2 separate regions of the Homo sapiens genome follow, and region 2 is linked to region 1. Evidence: chromatin loops called from intact Hi-C (ENCODE). Cell type or tissue: B cell. All regions are shown on one strand. Each heading gives the region's core, and the rest is flanking DNA. Links, peaks and the distances in the headings are about the cores only.

Region 1 (9,815 bases), core at 1,076-9,075:
AGCGCTATCTGGTGGATTTCTCCTTATCTCTCAAGATCAACCTCAAAGGTCACTCCCTTCTACAGAGGCTCCATGGATTACCTCCAAGGAGCTTTCCCTCAGAGCATACATTGGGCTTGGTGCTTCTCTACCACAGTGGACTACAACGTCTCTGAAGGTGGGAATGCTGTCCATTCCCAAGTACCCGCTCCAGACTCTCAACATCAGCCGAGTCTTGAGGATAGGATTTACGAGTGACTCACCCTATAGTGCAATGTTCCACCCTGGGTACTGAATGCTGCCGTGGCCCATTCGGAGTCCCTGCTCACCACTTCCCTTGTGACTCACCACTGCTTACTCACACGGTACCCATTTTGTGCTCTTGTATTATTTATGGATAAGTATCTCCCTCACTCAATTATAAACTCCACAGGGAGCAGAAACCATGTCTTACTCACTTCCAGAGCCTCCACATTTGCTAGCTTAAGACTATGCAACACCATAAAAGCTAGAGTTATTAAATAGACAAATCCTCATGGCATTTGTGGGCATGACTTGGAGGAGGTAGGAGTAGGTTGGGAGTTTTATAGAGCAGAGAAATTTTAGGCAGGCTGAATGTAGATTTCTACCTCTGCTGGAGGAGGAAATTTGCTTGAGCCTTTTTGGGCGGTTCTCCAAGAGGTGGAGCTTTGGGTGGAAAAGGGAAACCAGCCAGGAGGAGGATGAGGGGACCCAAGACAAGGAGAAAGCACTCCCAACTAAAGGTGAGGTGGTGGCTTGCTATGATAACAAAAGGCATCATGTATCTTTAACTGTCTTAAAACTCAATGGCTTGAATCAATAGTGACAATAATCATCCTAAGCGTAAAAAGATGGAAAAAGTATTCAAAATGTTAGCAGCAGCTGCCTCTGGGTTGTAAAATTACAGTCGTTTATATTGTTGTGGGATTCCCCTTTCCCATTTCTAACACTCAACTGCCATTCTCTCTAGAAACAATGCATAAATGGACATTTTTTAAACACAGAAATTCTATTTTAAAAGCCACAACATACTTTACCTCTAGAGTCCCAGTCAATGTGTGTAATATAACTAGAAGCACCTTTACAGATGCCAACCCTTTTGCTTGTAAGTACGTTGTAAATATCCACAAAGTTATCATGGGATGCCACGGCAAGGTATTTTCCCGTATCTGTTAAGAAAAATGTGGGGTTAACATCGAAGCATTTTATATAGGAATTTACTTCCAGGAACTTAGTATTTTAAAAGTGGGAAAATGGTCAAAGAAACATTTGAAATAGTTCATTCTTGTAATTTTTTGTCCCAAGACTGTGCTATTTTAAAAAGTATCTGCTGTCATCTTCACCTTTTGAAAACTTAATATCAGAGATCATTTCTTTTCTGTGATGGAAAGAGACCATGTCTTCAACAGTGTCAGCATTTACCACCAGGAAACTCCCATCGTTCAAGCCAACCGCTAAGGCTTTCCCATCAGGGGAAAAGGCACAGCATCTTCCACCTACAGAAGAATCCACAAAAAACACTTATTATCCAAAACTTCACTGTCAAGCAAACCACATGAAAAGATGAAGAAATCTGATGATGTGCATTATGTATGGACACGTGACTGCCTTTAAATTGACACTACACTTGTGAGAACTAAAACTTCCTAATTTAAGACACCTCTTGTCTGGGCGCAGCAGCTCATGCCTGTAATCCCAGCACTTTGGAAGGTCGAGGCAGGTGGAACTCTTGAGCCCAGGAGTTCGAGACCAGTCTGGGCCACATTCCGTAGGTTAAAAATTAGTTGAAAAGTTATTTTTTGTAGAGGCGAAACCCACCCTGTACAAAAAGTAAAGAAATAAGCTAGGTGCAGTGGCTTATGCCTGTAATCCCAGCACCTTGGGAGGCCAAGGCAGGTGGATTGCTTGAGCCCTGGAGTTCAAGACCAGCCTGGGCAACGCAGCAAAATCCCATCTCTACAAAAAATACAAAAATTAGCCAGGAATAGTGGCACATGCCTGTAATTCCAACTACTCAGGAGGCAAGGTGGAAGGATCACTTGAGCTTTGGAGGTGGAGGGTGCAGTGAGCAGTGATCATGCCATGGCACTCCAGACTGGATGACAGAGGGAGACCCTGTCTCAAGAAAATAAAATTAAGTATCTCTTCTCCCCAAGTCCAAGGAAAAAGATCATAATATCAAAAATACATTTTCAACTTCCATGAGGTTTATTCATTCATTTATGAGTATTTAAATACCTGGGGTTTCCAAAAAATAAGTGGGGTAAATGGAGAAAAGGAGTATAGGGTTAATAGGACCAGTATCTTTGCTTCGAAGAAAAGAGGTAATATTTAAGAATAGGAGTTCTATAATAAAATTTCCAGAAACCATTTTTTTTAAATATTAAGCCTTACATACAACTTGCTTTAGAGGACCTCATTCTTTTAGTTGCTCCAATTCTCTGATCCACGGATTGTAATGTATAACTCTAGAGGTGAAAGATGTTGTTCTTGCCTCTTCTGTCACGCGAAGAATGGAATCTGAACATTCTCCCAAGGGGTTTCTGGAAAACTAATTGGCACTAGGGTGATGGTGCTCCATGAACCATGTTCTCTACTCCTTTGTAGGGTCACAAAGACATTTCTGAATCAGGAGCATGGACTTTGCAAAGGTATGTCTAAAAGGAAACTGATTCAAGAACATGCCTACCCTCTGCCACCATTCTTATTGTCGAGCGTTGTAAGCACACCCCAGGGATAGGACAGCCAGGTGGCCTTGTGCCAGGGCATTTAATACCGAGCCTCTTTACCAACTCCTCTGTTCATGGTATGCTGAAAGCTGTGTTCATGCTCAAAACTGACGTGCCAGTACTGAGACAATGAAAATACAAGCCTGCCCTTGAAGAGCATCATCAAGATTAGGTTAATCACAATCTATCGTACAGACCAAGACACGTTTGAGAGTGAAAAGGAAAGCTATTAATAATTATACCAGAACAACAGGGGTAAACTGGGTTGAATGGTTATCCTATCTAAGATGGGTCAATAGTTGTTCAACTAATTTTTAACTTAGAGAATAAAGTCCATTCACTGACATTCAAGTCCTTCACAGTGAGGACTTGGCCTATCATTCCCCCGATATAAACTAGTAGCCAAAATGATTCTAGCCTGTAGTGATTACGAGCATGGGCTTTGGACTTAGATTTGGGAAATCCTGCCTCCACCATTTACCAATCCCCAGGAGCCTAGTGTAAAGACAGGCAACACGGCAGAGGGAAATAGTGTTAAGCAGTGGCCACAGGTGTGTTCTCACAGTCACACTGCATGGGTTTGAATTTGGTTCCATTACCTACTAAATGTGCAAACTAATTAAGCTTCCTGTGCCTCAGTTTTCTGATTTGTAAGTGGCAATAATAATAGCCTTACTCATGGGGTTCCTACAAAGACTACATGGAAAGAGCTGGCATAGTTGTTGGCTCAGCCATATTAGCCACCATCACTATTGTTACTACTGTTTTGACACCTTTCTTCATTTTATTACCCTAGAATACAATCCTCATGTCTGCTTATAAAATTACTCAGTACAAATATTTTAGGGTCAGACCTCAATTTCATCCTTCCCTCTTAAGAACTTTTACAGATCCTTCAAGCCTCAGCTCGTCACCTCTCTGATGAAGCATTTCCAAGCAGTAGATGTCCTCTGAGGCTCCAGGGTACTTTGTGCCAAATATCTTTAGTTTGTCCTTTCACATCCCCTTTTTGCCCTTGTCCACCCTGCTCTGTGCCTGAAGCTGGTCTGCATGGAGAGCATCAATGGGCTCCCTTGTCCTCTGGTTTCAGGTTGACTTTGGCCAACGGGGAGCACTGGTGGGAAATTAGAGAGATGGAGGAAGAATAGGGAGGCCGGGCCATTTATTTCCCTGGCTGCCTCCCGCAGGGTCACTGCATGCTGGCAGAGTCCCCTGCTATCAGTCGTGGCTTCTCTCAGGCTGCCATCTCATGTGGCTCTCATATTCAAGGTTGCAGCAATTGTCCTCTCCTCCTGTCCCTTCAAGCCCAGGGCCAGTGAGAGCAGCCGCCATTACTAGCTGCATAGTGCTGCACTATCCCTGGTCATTTCCTCATACCTTCCCCATCCCTTTATATAAATAGTCCCATTTTAAAGACTCTCCTCGAATTACCCAATTTGAATGGATATGTTGCTGAGACTCTGTTCAAGTCCTGTCTATCTCTGACACTAGAGATGGGACCATTCATCATGGGATCCCCTGTGCCTGCCACACAGAAGCTACTTAATAAATGTTTGCTGAATTTGTACCTCTCAGTACACCTCATAGTTCTAGTGCATTTAGGTGTTCAAGACATATTTACTCATTTCTTAAGTATTATATTTCTATATAATTGATGTTTGTTTTCAAGTCATAAAATAAGTTCTGGAGACTGTTACAAAATAAATAGCATTCTTTAAAAGCTGATGAATTTCAATTGACTCCCACAGCTCTCAATGAGAAGAGGAAGGACATATTGCCCCCAGGTGGCAAATATCTGTGCAGTGCAAGGAAAATGAAGTGAAAAATGGAGCTGGATTAGGCCAGCCTTCTGGCATAATTCTACATGTGCTTAGTTATGACTGTAGCAACCAATATAAAATTCTCATTGCCCAGCATATTTATGGGCATATAACACGTGCCCTCAGTAAATATTAACTGAGTGAATAAATATGACACATTCTGTTACTTGTAAATACTCTGACAGATGTGTAAGGTGGTGTTATGTACCTTTTTTGAGTTTCCGTACTGCCAGCATACGGTGCTGGGCAGATAGTTCCCAGATGCGAAGTGTTTTATCATCGCTCACTGTTGCACAGATGGGCAGGAGAGGGTGAGCTGCCAACCCCCACACTTCTCCTTCCATGTGCCCCTGTGGGAGAGGAAAAGGGGCAACATAAACTCTACTTATGCTGTTTGGCTAGCCCTTCTTTAGCCTGGTGCTACATATTCAGTCCAAGAGTACCACAAAAAAGCACAAATAGGAATAAACACACTTTGAGCTTCCTTGAACCAAAATCATCACCCGAAATAATTTTTTCATTTAAACTTGAATCTACAGCTAGACCTACACGATGCTAAATCATTCATTTGCAAAGCAAAACATGAACTCATTGCTTATTGGTTTTGTTTATATGATGCCAAACATCTTTCCATTTAGAAACATCCAGGTAAATGGTGAAATGCCTGCTTTTCTGTTGTTTCATACTAAATAAACATAGTATATATGTACCCTCCTAGTAAAGCAGCTTAATCACAAGGACACAAACCACTTCCTTCAGTTAAATCATATTCTAAAAGATGCAGGTACGACCCATTCATGTCAGTGAAATTGAAGAGCAATATTCTAATTATTTATGCAATTTTAGTCCTTTGAATGTGTAGCATTCGGCAGAGCAGAAGTAAAGGAAGCTAAATTTTCATTTCAAGCGTCCTCGGTGTAGCCCAGGTTCTGCGTCTGTTCACAAATTGGTCTGTCCATGTGCCAACAATGAACATCAAAAACTGAAAGGTGCTTAATAAGCACTGGACCAATTCCATGTATCTGTATCTTATCACAAACACACTTGGCTGGCTTAGAATAATAACTAAGAGAAAGCAGTATTTTTTTATAACGAACACTTAACAGGGAGAAAATGAATTTGATTCTCATAATTTTTCACTCTATAATGCAGTGTGTAAAGATTAGTGCTACAGAGCAATAAAACAGACCAGATTAACTGTTTACTGAATTTTGGCTTTTTAATGGCTAATTACAAAAAGGCTTTGCTTAGTAAAGCAAAAAGGAAGCCCACACACAGGCATCTGAAAGGTGTTTGTAGCTGGAATGCTTTGGGGAACAGGTGGCTTTCCAAAGAGAAATTGGATGATTCCAATTTAACTGAGAAGCTATTTGAGCAAAACAGTAATTTGGCAGAAGATGTAAAGTTCCAAATACAACTGACATTCAAATATGAGAAAATGAGGGCTGAAGGATACAGACATTGTTTTTGAATTTATTGGATTTGAGGACACCCTACATCCCCGGTTTTCTAGCCTTCTCTTTGGAAGCCTCCCAGCCCCAGAGTCACAGTCAGGGTACAGCTCAGGGGTCAACCTCACATCTTCCCAGACTGACTCTGCTTGAAGCTCTTCTATAGACTGAGCCCCTTTGTGTATTTTAGTTAAGAACAAGATTGTGGGACCCAGAGATCCTTTTAAACCACTGCCTTATATTGACATCAAAATTGTATTTCCTTAATCTGTTTATTTTAATCCCCGTGTAACACAGGATCGGACAGTAAGCGAGGCAGGCTTGAAGGACCTTGAATGGCTCAAGGAAATGGGCTTAGGATCCTGCTTTGCTGCTGATCACCCACAAAGCTGATCATAAACAGCTGTACAACTGCGAGCTGACTGCTTCAAAGCACACATGACGGGAAATGCCACAACCCATCACCTGCCATTCTCCCCTCCCCCAACCTTATTTTCTCTTAAAAAATAAGCAGTCTATTCCAACTGTGATTGGATTGCCGTGCCACCAAAACCGGCAAAGTGGATCTAAAATCTTCTTCCGGCAGGACAGCCCATCGTCTCACTCACACTGCCTCTACAGTTCCTTCACTTTCCCTTGCTGTCTCTATCATCTCTCAGAACAGGACTGTGACACGGTCCTGGGCAAGCAGGAAGCCCTTATTCCACTGCACATATACACAGCACAGAGCAGACCTGGGCAGGAGCCCAACAAACATTGACTGAACTGAAATAATGAGATCCACCTAAGAGGAAATAGCAAATGAGAGAGCAGAAGACGAAAAAAAGATGCTGAAAAAAAAAAAAGGGAGAGAATGGTACACATGTAGGTGGCAAAGATGGTAACTAACATCTGGTCTGAAGCTTCCAGCAGCTCAACCAGCCACCCCATAGCTCAGGGGCTTTCCTGAAGTGTCCAAGCTAAGAGATGTGGGGAACAGCCTGGTGAGGTGAACAAGGGCTCTGGCAAACCTTGGTTGGAATCCCAGCTCTGCAGTTCTTAGCATGTGACTGTGGGTAATTTTCTGGGCTTTAGGTCCCTCATCTATAAAACAATGTAACAGAGCCAATCTGTTGTGGAGATGAGACAAATGTCGTACAACGGTATTGCCTGACACAGAGTAGGTGCTCAATATATGATTGCTGTGGTTATTTTTCTTATTAGAGCAATAGAAACAAACATAGGAAAGAATAGAATTGTAGAGAATTAAGAAGTGAAAAGCCTTGGTCAAGCATAAAACATATTTAAACCAAACTACCTCAAGTGTAACAAAATAAGAGAGAAAACAAAGTTTAGATCTTACAGTATTATTTAAATCATATTGGGGCATAAATCTTCTAAAATATCTAGCAATATAGCATACATGGAAACAATTTACATTCTCAAACATTTGGAGATTAAAAAGTAAATAAATACTTTTCAGTAAAATTAAATTAGAAGTTATGGCCAGAAAAAAAAAGATTTAGTTTGGAAGAAAACAACAAAAGCAAGAACAGCTGGAGAACAAAGACCTCATTGCCTCAAGGATGCATCTCCAGCCTAGTTCTCTAGCCTGGCTGCAAGGCACGACCAGCTGCAGAGCTTTCGAGGTTTGTTTTTAACATAGATTTTTTCTTTTAAAAACACAGACTTGTTCAGGATATCCAGGGTGGGATTTGGGCACCTGTGTTTTTAAAGCCTTGCAGTGTCCTGAGCCATAGTGTATATGCACATGTGTTTCCATGATACAGTAAGTCAGAGGGACCCTCTCAGTGGGATTTGGGGATTCACTCGTAATACAGCAAGCCTGCAGGCATCAATCACTCAGAGATCAAGGCAAGGAGGGGAAGCTCCTGCACTGGAATCTTGGAAGTTCTGACTGCTCATATGATCAGTGCATTTTCTTTTCTCTCCAACTTCTGAACACACATCCTTCACCCCTCACCATGCCTCTTCCACCTAAATATGGTCTTATCCATCACCAAACTGGGCAGGACTACCTAACGCACCTCCACATCCTACCACATCCCCATCCTTGAGGTGAGATTTTATCATTTCTTGGCTCCTAAAAGGTTCTGTTACATTTATTTTAGTTCAATTTTACCTAAATATGACTTTTGAGGGAAGACAGGGACTAAGGAGGATGCAATTTGCTTATGTGGACCAAGGCTGAGACTATAGTGAGGCCCACATTCCAAAGGGGCACAGGTGCATCTGGCATGTGGGGAGCAGGTAATTTGTCTTGTTCATTTTATGGACGGACAGATTGACAGGACTTACATCTAAGGCACTTCTTCCACACCTGGACCCAATTTAGATAATGAGATTCTGGACTTTGAGCAGATCCTGTAATGTGATAAGGCTCTTGGGGACCTTGGAGGTGGAGGTAAAGGATTCTGTATGTGGTAGGGACATGAATAACTGGTGGCCAGAGGGTGGCCAGTGACGGTGACCCTCATACTCCTCTTGTGTTTTCACACTCTTGCATAATCACCTCCCTTTGAGTGTGGTATGACCTGTGACTTGTTTCTAACCAACAGCATATGGCAAAGGCAATGGAATGTTATGATTCCACATATGTGATGACATAATTATGTAACATAAAATTGTAGTATCTATTTTTTTCCCCTCTGTTTTTGGCTTTGAGAAAGCAGCAATGTTGGGAAACCCTATGTGGCAAGGAACTGTGGGCAGCCTCTGGGAGCTGAAAATGGCCTCTGGCCAACAGCCAGCAAGAAAAAAAAAAGCCTTTAGTCCTACACTTACAAGCAACTTAATTCTGCCAACAACATGAGTGAGCTTGGAAAAATCTTCCCCAGTTTAGCCTCAGATGAGACCATAACCCTGGCCTTTATTGCAACCTTATAAAACACTAAGCAGAAGATCCAGTTAAGCTGTGCTCAGATTCCTGATCCACAGACACTGTGAGAAAATAAATGTGTGTTGTTTTAAGCTGCTAAGCTTGTGGCAATTTGTTACACAGCAATAGGTAACTAGTTCAACTCTTGTGCAACCCTGAGAGTGAGTGCCTCCTTAAGTTTTGCAACCTAAGCATCAACTTTGCCTCACTCTAGTCCCAGCCTTGATGTGAACTGCAGTTTAGAATACATACAAACAGTACCTGAACAAGCAGTGTCATTGGGCCACTCTTATCAATTTCCAGAATCTCTCCATTTTTTGTTCCCACCAGGATATGTCCATGTCCCAAAGTGATGGCACGAATTGAAGGGTTATCTTCCAAAAGCAAGCCTGGGGAAGGGGATGGTATATTTAACACAATAACAAAAACAACTGCTTATTAGTATAAATTCAATTTTTATAGCTCCAAAGAACTAGGTACTAGGCAGTCAGCCTTGACATTTCTACCAGAGGAAGAGAGTTCTAAACATGGAAGAGGGAGAAAATTGATTTGCTAATAGTTTTCTAAAAACTTTAGTACAATCTTCTCCATCCCTATGAATACAAAGATCTCTATTACATGTTTGGGAGTGGCACCTTTTGAGCTAGTCGACAATGCTGATCTTTTAATGGCATAAGTCTTCAAACATCTTTCAAACATATCATCCCAGAGCTCCACGATGCCGTCCTTTCCACCTGTTACAAAGCCCTGTGAAGGCACACATGAGAGGTATTATATACACATCAAAATGACCAATTACCCACTTGGCCCCAGGAGGATTCCCCGCAGGTAAGGAAGCTTTGTGGATGCTACCTTCCTAAATATATGAGATGGAAAACTCTGGTGATAACAATGTTCGAATAATATTTTTTGGGAGCATTTCTCCCATACTTCCCTA
Region 2 (9,815 bases), core at 891-8,890, 530 kb before region 1:
GCTGAGACAGGTAAGCATGCTGCAAAAGAAAAGTTGGAAGGTAGTGGAGGTTGGTTCATGAAATTTCATGAAGAAGCTGTCTCCATAACATGAAAGTGCAAGGTGAACAGCAAGTGTTAATACAGAAGCTGCAGCAAATTATCCAGAAGACCTAGCTAAGATTATTGATCAAGGTGGCTACACTAAATAACAGATTTTTAATGTATACAAAATAGCCCTCTATCAGAGGAAGATGCCATCTAGGACTTTCAAAGCTAGAGAGAAGTCAATGCCTAGCTTCAAAGAACAGACTGACTTTCTTGGTGGGGGCTAATGCAGATGGTGACTTTAACTTGAAGCCGATGCTCATTTAGCATTCCAAAAATTATAAGGCCCTTAAGAATTACGCTAAATTGGTGTGTACACCCAATCTCAGCTGGTCCACCCAAGACCCCCTGAGCACCAACCCTAGTCCCCCGGGTGGCCCCTTATCCACTCCGACAAGATGAAAGAAGCAATCATGAACCAGGAAAAACTCGCAAACTGCAGGCACAAGTGCGCATTGGTGGGAAAGAACTGCTTGCAGAAAGAAGGTGGTTCATAGAGCAGCCGCAGCAGATGATAAAAAACTTCAATTCTCCTTAAAGAAGTTAGGGGTAAACAATATCTCTGGTATTGAAGAGGTGAATATGTTTACAAACCAAGGAACAGTAACCACTTTAACAACCCTAAAGTTCAGGCATCTCTGGCAGCGAACACTTTCACCGTTACAGGCCATGCTCAGATAAAGCAGCTGGCAGAAATGCTACCCAGCATCTTAAACCAGCTTGGTACAGGCAGTCTGACTAATTTAAGGAGACTGGATGAAGCTCTGCCCAACAATCTGTGGATGGAAAAGCACCACTTGCTACTGGCGAGGATGATGATGATGAAGTTCCAGATCTTGTGGAGAAATTTGAAGAGGCTTCCAAGAATGGGGCAAACTGAATTGAGTCAACTTCTGAAGATAAAACTTAAAGTTACTGGGAGCTGCTATTTTATATTATGACTGCTTTTTAAGAAATTTTTGTTTATGGATCTGATAAAATCTAGATCTCTAATATTTTTAAGCCCAAGCCCCTTGGACACTGCAGCTCTTTTCAGTTTTTGCTTATACACAGTTCATTCTTTGCAGCTAATTAAACCAAAGAAACTTGGGAATCAAGTTTGAAACAAAGGTTAATAAAGTTCTTTGCCTAGTTAAAAAAAAGAAAGAATTATACTAAATCTACTCTGCCTGTGCTCTATTAAAGGAGCACCAAAGTCCACCTGACAGCACATCTGTTTACAGCATGGTTTACCGAATATTATAAGCCCACTGTTGAGACCTGCTGCTCAGGAAAAAAAAGATTCCTTTCAAAATAACATTGCTAGGGCCCAGTGCAGTGGCTCACGCCTGTAATCCCAGCACTTTGGGAGGCTGAGGCGGGTGGATCATGAGGCCAGGAGTTCGAGACCAACCTGACCAACATGGTGAAACCCCATCTCTACTAAAAATACAAAAATTAGCATGGCGTAGTGGCGTGTGCCTGTAATCCCAGCTACTCGAGAGGCTGAGGCAGGAGAATCGCTTGAACCAGGGAGGCAGAGGTTGCAGTGAGCTGAGATTGCACCATTGCACTCCAGCTTGGGCAACAGAGCAAGATTCCATCTAAAATAAATAAGTAAATAAATAAAAATAACATTGCTCACTGACAATGTACCTGGTCATCTAAGAGCCCTGCTGGAGGTATACAAGGAGATTAATGTTTTCCTGCCTGCTAACACAACATCCATTCTGCGGCCCACAGATCAAGGAATAATTCAACTTTCATCTTGTTATTTGTTTGGAGAAAAAGTCTCAAAGTGTTGTTTCCCTCTGCTCTCACACCACAACAATCAACACAGAAGGCTTCTGTGGCTAAATGTGTGGGGATTTTTGCCCACCAACAAGCAGTGAACACCAATCTGATACTACCTGGAGACAGATCAGATCCCACAGGTTGAGGGCTCAGTCCTCAAGGCTAATCCCCAAGCTTCAGACACAAGTCACAAGTCTGGGCCTGGTGAACTTCTGACTGTCTTCAAGTTGGAGTCCCCACAACCACTTCTTTGGGTTCAATTGATTTGCTGGAGTGGCTCACCGAACTCAGGGAAACATTTATTAATACATTTACTGGTTTATTATAAAGGACATTATAAAGGATACACATGAAGAGAAGTATACAGTGAGGTATAGGTGAAGGAGCACGGAGGTTCCATGTCTTCTCTGAGTGCACCATACTGTAGGAACCTCCACATATTCAGCTATCTGGAAGCACTCCAAATCCTGCTCTTTTGGGTTTCAGAGAGGTTTCGTTACATAGGCATGATTAATTAAACCATTGGCCATTGGTGTTCAATTAACCTTTGTCCCCTTATCCCCTCACCGGAGGTTGGGGGATGGGGTTGAAAGTCCCTATCCTCTAATCATGCTTTGGTCTTTCCAGTGACCACTCCCAACCTGAAGCTATTACTCAATATTAGCCGTACAAAGAGACAGCACTTTGGAGATTCCAAGGATTTTAGGAGTTGTGTGCCAGGAAATGGGGAAAAAGCCCAAATATACATTTCATGATATGACATTAAGAAATATGCTATAGCTGCCAATGATAGTGATTTCTGTGATGGTTCTGGAAAAAATACCTTGAATACCTTCTGGAAAGAGTTCACCATTCTAGATGTCTTTTCGAATATCCACGATTCATAGGAGGTCAAAATATTAATATTAACAGAAGTTTGGAAGAAGTTTATTCCAACCCTTATGGTTGACTTTGAGGGGTTCAAGACTTCAGGGGAGGAGGTAACTGTGGTGGAAATGGTAAGAGAACTAGAAGTGGAACCTGAAGAAGTAGTTGAACTGCTGCAATCTCATGATAAAACTTGAACGAATGAGTAGTTACTTCTGATAGATGAGCAAAGAAAGTGGTTTCTTGAGATGGAATATACTCTCAAGTGAAGATACCATGAACATTGTTGAAATGACGACAAGAACTTAGGATATTCCATAAAATTAGTGAATAAAGCAATGGCAGGGTTTGAGAGGATCGACCTCAATTTTTAAAGAAGTTCTACTGTGGGTACAATGCTATCAAGCAGCAGCTCATGCTACAAAGAACTCTTTTGTGAAAGGAAGAGCCAATCAATGTAGCACACTTCATTACTGTCTTATTTGAAGAAATTGCCACAGCCACCCTAACCTTCAATAACTACCATTCTGATTGATTAGGAGCCAGCAACATTAAGATAAGACCCTCCACCAGCAAAATAATTTTGGGTCATTGAAGGCTCAGATGATCATTAGCATTTTTTAGCAATAGAGTATTTTTTAATGCAGGTATATATATTTTTTTATACATAATGCTACTGCACACTTAATAGACTACAGTATAGTATAAACATAACTTCTTATGCACTGGGAAACCAAAAAATTTGTATCTCCTGCTTTATTGCAATATTCGCTTTATTGCAGTGGTCTAGAACCAAACTACTCCAAGGTGTGGCTATACTTAAAATCATGATGTCTTAATTTGTTTGCTTAAAATATATCTGCATGTGTATTCTAAGCAGATAAATCAAGACATGATTATTCATATTATTAGAGGTAAGTGAAATTTAGAGAGAGGTCTCCAGGCTAGACCATATTCATTTCTCTCTTTGAACTCCTGTGGTTGTTGCTGTCTACACTATCCCCTTACTACTCGAAGTGTAATTTCAGAGGTATTCCTGTAATTGTAATATAATGCCAGCATATGTTTTTTATGTTACAAAACATAACAAACATTATTTCAGGAAAATCGAAATACCATCAACAAATGAAATGTGAAATAATGCCCTTGATAGTAATTTCTTTTCCTTTCTACCAATAGAGGGCAACATGAACAAGTTGCTGACTTGATGGCAGTGTTCAAACCTCCTGTCTCAGCAAAGTTCAAAAAAGACAGTATTAAACTTGTGACAAACAAAAGCAGTAGAAGTTGAAACTATAAAACATTAGTAGGAGGAGCTCCTGTCTGGTTTCTCTGCCTACAGTCTCACCTCTTTCCAATCCCCCTACTATAGTGCTGCTAGAAATTTCTTCTAAAGGAGAAATCTGATATCATTCCCTTGATTTTTTTTTTTAAAGCTCAGTTGTACTCTACGACCAATAGGATAAAAGGCCAAGTTCTTTAGTGTGATATTTGGGTTTCTTCTTAATATGACTTTAACTTTCATTTCTCACCATTGTCCACATTTGGAAACTTCTTTAGCCACGTCAAGCTACTCATGGCTCCTCAGACACAATATACTCTTCTATACCTTGATGATGCTTTGCTTTGGTGGTTCTTCCACCTGAAATTCCCTGTACTTCCACTCCCCATTAAACACTTACTTATCACTCAAGGCCTGGCTCAAAAGTCATCTTTCTGTGGAGACTTTCTTGACTTTCCATTATTGAACCTTGTTTCTCCCACAAATAGCATATACTACAGATTGAATTGTTTTAGAATAATTAGTTTGTATTCCTTAGCAGACTACAAGGTCTCTGAGGGTTCATGTGTCAAAAGGAAATGTCTTATTCATCTTCATGTCTCCAATGCCTAGTATGCAGTAAATACTCATAATGTGTGTTTGTTGAATGAACAAAGAAAAGGAACTAAATAGAGAGTTCTCATATTGGACAAAACACCTTGTGTAAAATTTTAGACAGACATTGCAGCTAAGGCTTGTAGATGGTGCTTCTCACAAGATCAGGAAGCATCAGATGTTACCAAAAGATTATTTTTGAAATATATAGATGTTTTTGGAGAATTTTAATTTCCCTATTGCCTCTTAGCAGCCAGATTTTTTTTGTAGTATAGTTAAGATGGAGGTTCTTTGGTGCAGAAGTACAGGGATATTATGTTACTTACAATTTAGAGAAATCCTGGTTGCACGAGGTCACCTATTTCTAAGCCAGGTGGAATTCTACTTTCCTGCTTCTCTGGAGACAAGGGATGATCTACAGTCTGTGTGTACTTGGCATACTCAATAACCAATTCCAGTCTCATTTATGTCTGTTTGCTGAGATTAGCGTTCACACAGTGACGGAAGAAGAAGGTATTCCTTTCATGATTCTACCTCAGACTTGTACACTGCAATACATTTAAAAACACATGATGTATATACCAGTAAGTAGACACAGCTGATGTTTTGCAGAGGTGATCATTGCTATACCATCTGCCAGGTTTTGCAGTTGGTTTAAAAAAAAAAAAAGAAATTAGTTCAGCAGGATTTGCTCTTCACAAAATCATGTTGAGTTTTGCCAATTCTATGTAATTTGATATGCTCTTGCTAATTGAGTAAGAGAAAAATGCTTTCACATTGCACTGCAGGAAAAATATGGCCATTGTCCTTATGACCCTTGTTAAAAAAAAAAATTCGGTCATGAGTTAGATAGGGTTATAGTAAATAAAGGTGAAAATAAAAAAGACTGAGACAGCTGAGTAATTCAAAATTGTAACTAAATCAAAACTGTTTGTAGCTACCATAATAAAATTGATATACTACTGCCATGTCTTAAACTAAACAGAAGGAGGAGGTTAAGATCTAAAACTAAGAGTAGGCTGCCTTTTGGGATCGAAATAAATCCAGTCCAGAGCTTGGAGGTCTGTCTACTAGTAAATTTCCATAAAAAGTGTGTAGGAGTTTGTGATACATGACACAGATAGTTTCTTCCTAATTCAGAGTCGAAATCCTCACATGATGAATGTATTGCAAAAGATAAGCAATCTAGCTGATGATTAGAAAAAAGGATTTGTTAGGAGACTTTTTGGCCCTTTGTTTTTTTTGTTTTGTTTTGTTTTGTTTTTTGTTGTTGTTGTTTTTTTGAGACAGGGTCTCACTCTGTGGCTCAGGCTGGAGTGCAGTGGTGTGATCACAGCTCACTGCAGCCTCGACCTCCTGGACTCAGGTGATCATCCCACCCCAGTGTCCCCAGTTGCTGGGACTACAGGTGCATGCCATCATGCCTGGCTAATTTTTGTACTTTTTGTAGAGCAGGGGTTTCACCAAGTTTCCCAAGCTGGTCTCAAGTTCTCGGGCTCAAGCGATCCTCCCGCCTTCCCCTCCCAACGTGCTAGGATTATAGGTGTGAGTCACTCTGCCCGGCCTACTATGTTAATTTCATAATGATTGAAAATTAATTAATTCAACAAATTTATATATTCCACTAATACAGAGCACATACTATCTGCAAGACACTGCAGGACACTGATACTATATATTTGTCGGTTAAAATAAAATTGTTGGCCAGGCACAGTGGCTCACACCTGTAATCCCAGCACTTTGGGAGGCAAGGGCAGGAGGATCACTTGACCCTAGACCCTATGTGTTGAAGACCAGCCTGAGTAATGTAGTGAAACCCCATCTCTTAAAAAAAAAAAAAATTAGCCAGGAATGGTGACACACACCTATAGTACCAGCTACTCAGGAGGCTGAGGTAGGAGGGTGGCTTAAGCCTGGGAGATCAAGGCTGCAGTGAGCTGTGATCATGCCACTACACTCCAACCTGGGTGATAGAGCAAGACACTGTAAAAAAAAAAAATTAATACCTTGCAGCAATCGATCATAGATGTTGACCTATACGCCATAAATTTTATGGCAGTTTAACATTCTTATCAGCTGCCTCTGTCTCTTCATGACATTTTACCAAAAGCTTAAGCTTCTGTTAAATTGAAAATAATTGCCTTCTTATATGACTTTCAGAAAATCTACAGAAATGGTTCTAGGTGTTCTCCACACCTTTCACATGCAGCTCTGTGCTACACAGTCTTCTACTGGGGCTTCTGGTCCCACTGTCTTCTGTGCCCTGAAGGTTGACCTCTATGGACACCATCATATGGGGCTTCTTATTCTTTACTTCCAGGGGGTTCAGCCAGAAGGGAAGCACTGGCCTGAAATATAAGTGAGGAGGATGGAGAGATTGGGATATTTATTTGCCTTTCTTCTGCATCATGATTATGGCAGTGGCTCCACACTGTATGGACACAGTTCCTATTTAAAGACTCCTCTTCCAAGGCTCCAGGTCTTTCAGGGTTCTGGCAGCACAGTTTCCTCCTCTTGCCCCTTCAGGCCTAGGGGTGAGAAGTGCTCCTTGCTATCGTTCATCCTTGGGTGGTTCCCTGCCCCCATGTTCATTCACTTACCTTCTCATGCCTCTCTAAATCATTCCTTCATTACTTTCTTTTCACTTAAATGCTTTTTTTTTGTCTGAAGCAGCCTAAAGTTAAACACTTTAAGTGTGCCCTCTGCTTCCTGCTAGAACTCAAGAAGACTAGAAACAAACAAACAAAAATTTTATATACAGAAGAAAAGTTATCAATGGTAACATGCTGAAAGAATGAAAGCAATTCGAACTATATCTGAATCAACAGAGTAATGAAATTCAGCTTCCAAGGAGCTTGTAGACCATTTCTGCAATTCCAGAAGGTAACTATATACAATATAGTTGGATAGTTTATTTAATTATTTGTAGTCAGTTAATTCACAGGGAAGAAAGTCATTCCTGTTTTTTGTTTTGTTTTATTTGCATCCTATGCATTCAACAAGGATAGAGCCGCGCCTATTTCTTTGCCTATAGTGTATGGCTGCTTCTTGCTACAATGGCAGAGTTGAGTCATTGTGAGAGAGACCTTATGGCTCACAGAGCCTAAAATATTTACTATCTGGCCTTTTACAGAAAAAGTTTGCCGACCTCTGAACTAATTGATTGAATGATATATAGTTTGTAGTTTTATTTCTTTTGGCCTCATTTAGACACAGTCTTTTGTGCTCAGTATGCTTATCTTATACATATGGTGGTTCAATAAATATTGATTAGTGAAGAAATTGGGAATGCACTGACAAACTTAGAACTCATGACCGTCAGTTTTGTGATAAACATGGAGAACATATTTTAATTTTTTGTAAGATTTATTAGCCAAATTGTATACATGATTATAGGAATTTGAACTCTGATTTTGTAAAAATTGTTAACCTGGGTTGGGTGTGGTGGCTCACACCTGTAATCCCAGCACTTTGGGAGGTGGAGGCAGGCAGATCACTTGAGGCCAGGAATTTGAGACCAGCCTGGCCAACATGGCAAAACCCATCTCCTACTAAAAATACAAAAATTAGCCAGGCACAGTGGTCCATGCGTGTAATCCCAGCTACTCGGGAGGCTGAGGCATGAGAATCACTTGAGCCTGGGAGGCGGAGGATGCAGTGAGCCAAGATCGCGCTACTGCACTGCAGCCTGGGCGACGCAGCGAGACTCTGTCTTAAAAAAAAAAAAAAAAAAAATTGTTGACCTGGCAGTACTACGCATTTAGTATATGATAAATATCATTACTAAAAATGCATTTGAATTCTATTTATTGATTAATTCAAACTGAGAGGCATGTTCAGCCTTGTTTCTGTTTTTGTTTAGAGACAGGGTCTCATTGGGTCACTCAGGCTGGAGTGCAGTGGCACAATCATGGCTCACTGCAGCCTTGACCTTCCGTCTCAAGCTATCCTTCCACCTCAGCCCCCTGAGTAGCTGGCGTTATAGACATGTGCCACCACATCTGGCTAATTTTAAAATTATTTTATAGAGATAGGCACTCTGTCGCCCAGGCTGGAGTGCAGTGCCGTGATCTCAGCTGACTGCAACCTCCATCTCCTGGGTTCAAGCAATTCTCCTGCCTCAGCCTCCCAAGTAGCTGGGATTACAGGGACCCGCCACCACAACCGGCTAATTTTTTGTATTTTTAGTGGAGAAGGAGTTTCACCACTTTGGCCAGGCTGGTCTTGAACTCCTGACCTCAGGTGATCCACCTGCTTCAGCCTCCCAAAGTGCTGGGATTACAGGTGTGAGCCATCACACCTGGTCTATTCTTTTTTATGTTTTTTCTTTATGTGTTGTGGATTTTTTTTCCAAATATGACGATGAAATGTATTATTTTTATGAGAAAATAAAATAGTTTACAAAATATGCAAAATGGTAAACCTAATGTAACTGAATATTTTATATTGCTATTTTAGTTGAAGAAACCAAAGACAGATCTTTACTTTAAAAAATTATTGCAATAAAATTGAGTCTAAGAACTCTTCTCAAACTGATATTTTAAGAAAATAATCAATTAGCATGTATTGATTGAAAATTAGGAAAAAACATTTAAATTGTAAATTTTTAAAACGTTTCATGTGAATTTTAACTTTTCAACAGCAGAACATCAATTACATAGTCGCTTAAGAATGTATGCATTTCTAAATATCTTCCTACTACCATTCACCAGAAGGAAATAAAATATCTTCAGATATCCTCACTTGTAATGTTTATTATAATCTGTAATTTGTATTTTTTAATATGGAAGCAGATCTTTGCTTTTCCTATGGTTCAAAGTATTTAATTGTTTTAACTCAGGCTTATTTTCAGTACCCTTAAAACTACCAATGGTTCTTTATGTGGAAATCTTTTTGCTCATTTATCTTAAAGGGAATGCTGTGTGAAAAATTTAAGTCATGTTCTAAAGATGGTATTATTATACCCAAGAATGCCCAGTTTGTGTTTCTTTTATTAGAAGGTCTTAAGCTTTTGTGTTATGCTATTCATCAGTTATAATTGTGATCTTCACCATGAGGAAAGTGCCCATTACATGGAATGTTTATGTATTTTATTAATGATCCATCAGGTGTTCTGCCTAGGTTCTCTTTCAACTAGGTATTGCTAATGTCTGTCTCTAAGATGTAAATAGTTGAATAGTAGAGGTTGGGAATAGGCTTATGATTAGAATAGA

The links. Peaks named below come from ENCODE experiments on the same cell type or tissue, not always from the same donor. Only the 100,000 strongest peaks of a DNase experiment are listed, where the experiment ranks them.
Region 2: it touches region 1 in a loop (8-fold over the local background); 6 of 110 quality-filtered maps call a loop at or near these places.

What each region holds. Positions count from the first base shown.
Region 1 is chr2:54,894,725-54,904,539 of GRCh38, reverse strand. EML6 (EMAP like 6) reads right to left here. Exons shown (of 42, transcript NM_001039753.4): 20 at 9,514-9,625; 21 at 9,140-9,267; 22 at 4,758-4,899; 23 at 1,344-1,496; 24 at 1,038-1,169. Among named protein-coding and RNA genes, the nearest start is that of EML6-AS1, 150 kb to the right of the region's middle. RefSeq lists an enhancer at 1-904. In B cell, for the core only: a CTCF peak has its summit at 4,483 (motif pointing left); a DNase peak (open chromatin) is centred at 4,519.
Region 2 is chr2:55,426,300-55,436,114 of GRCh38, reverse strand. It overlaps the pseudogene BTF3P5. Among named protein-coding and RNA genes, the nearest start is that of CCDC88A, 11 kb to the right of the region's middle. In B cell, for the core only: CTCF peaks have their summits at 3,710 and 3,911 (motif pointing right); a DNase peak (open chromatin) is centred at 3,924.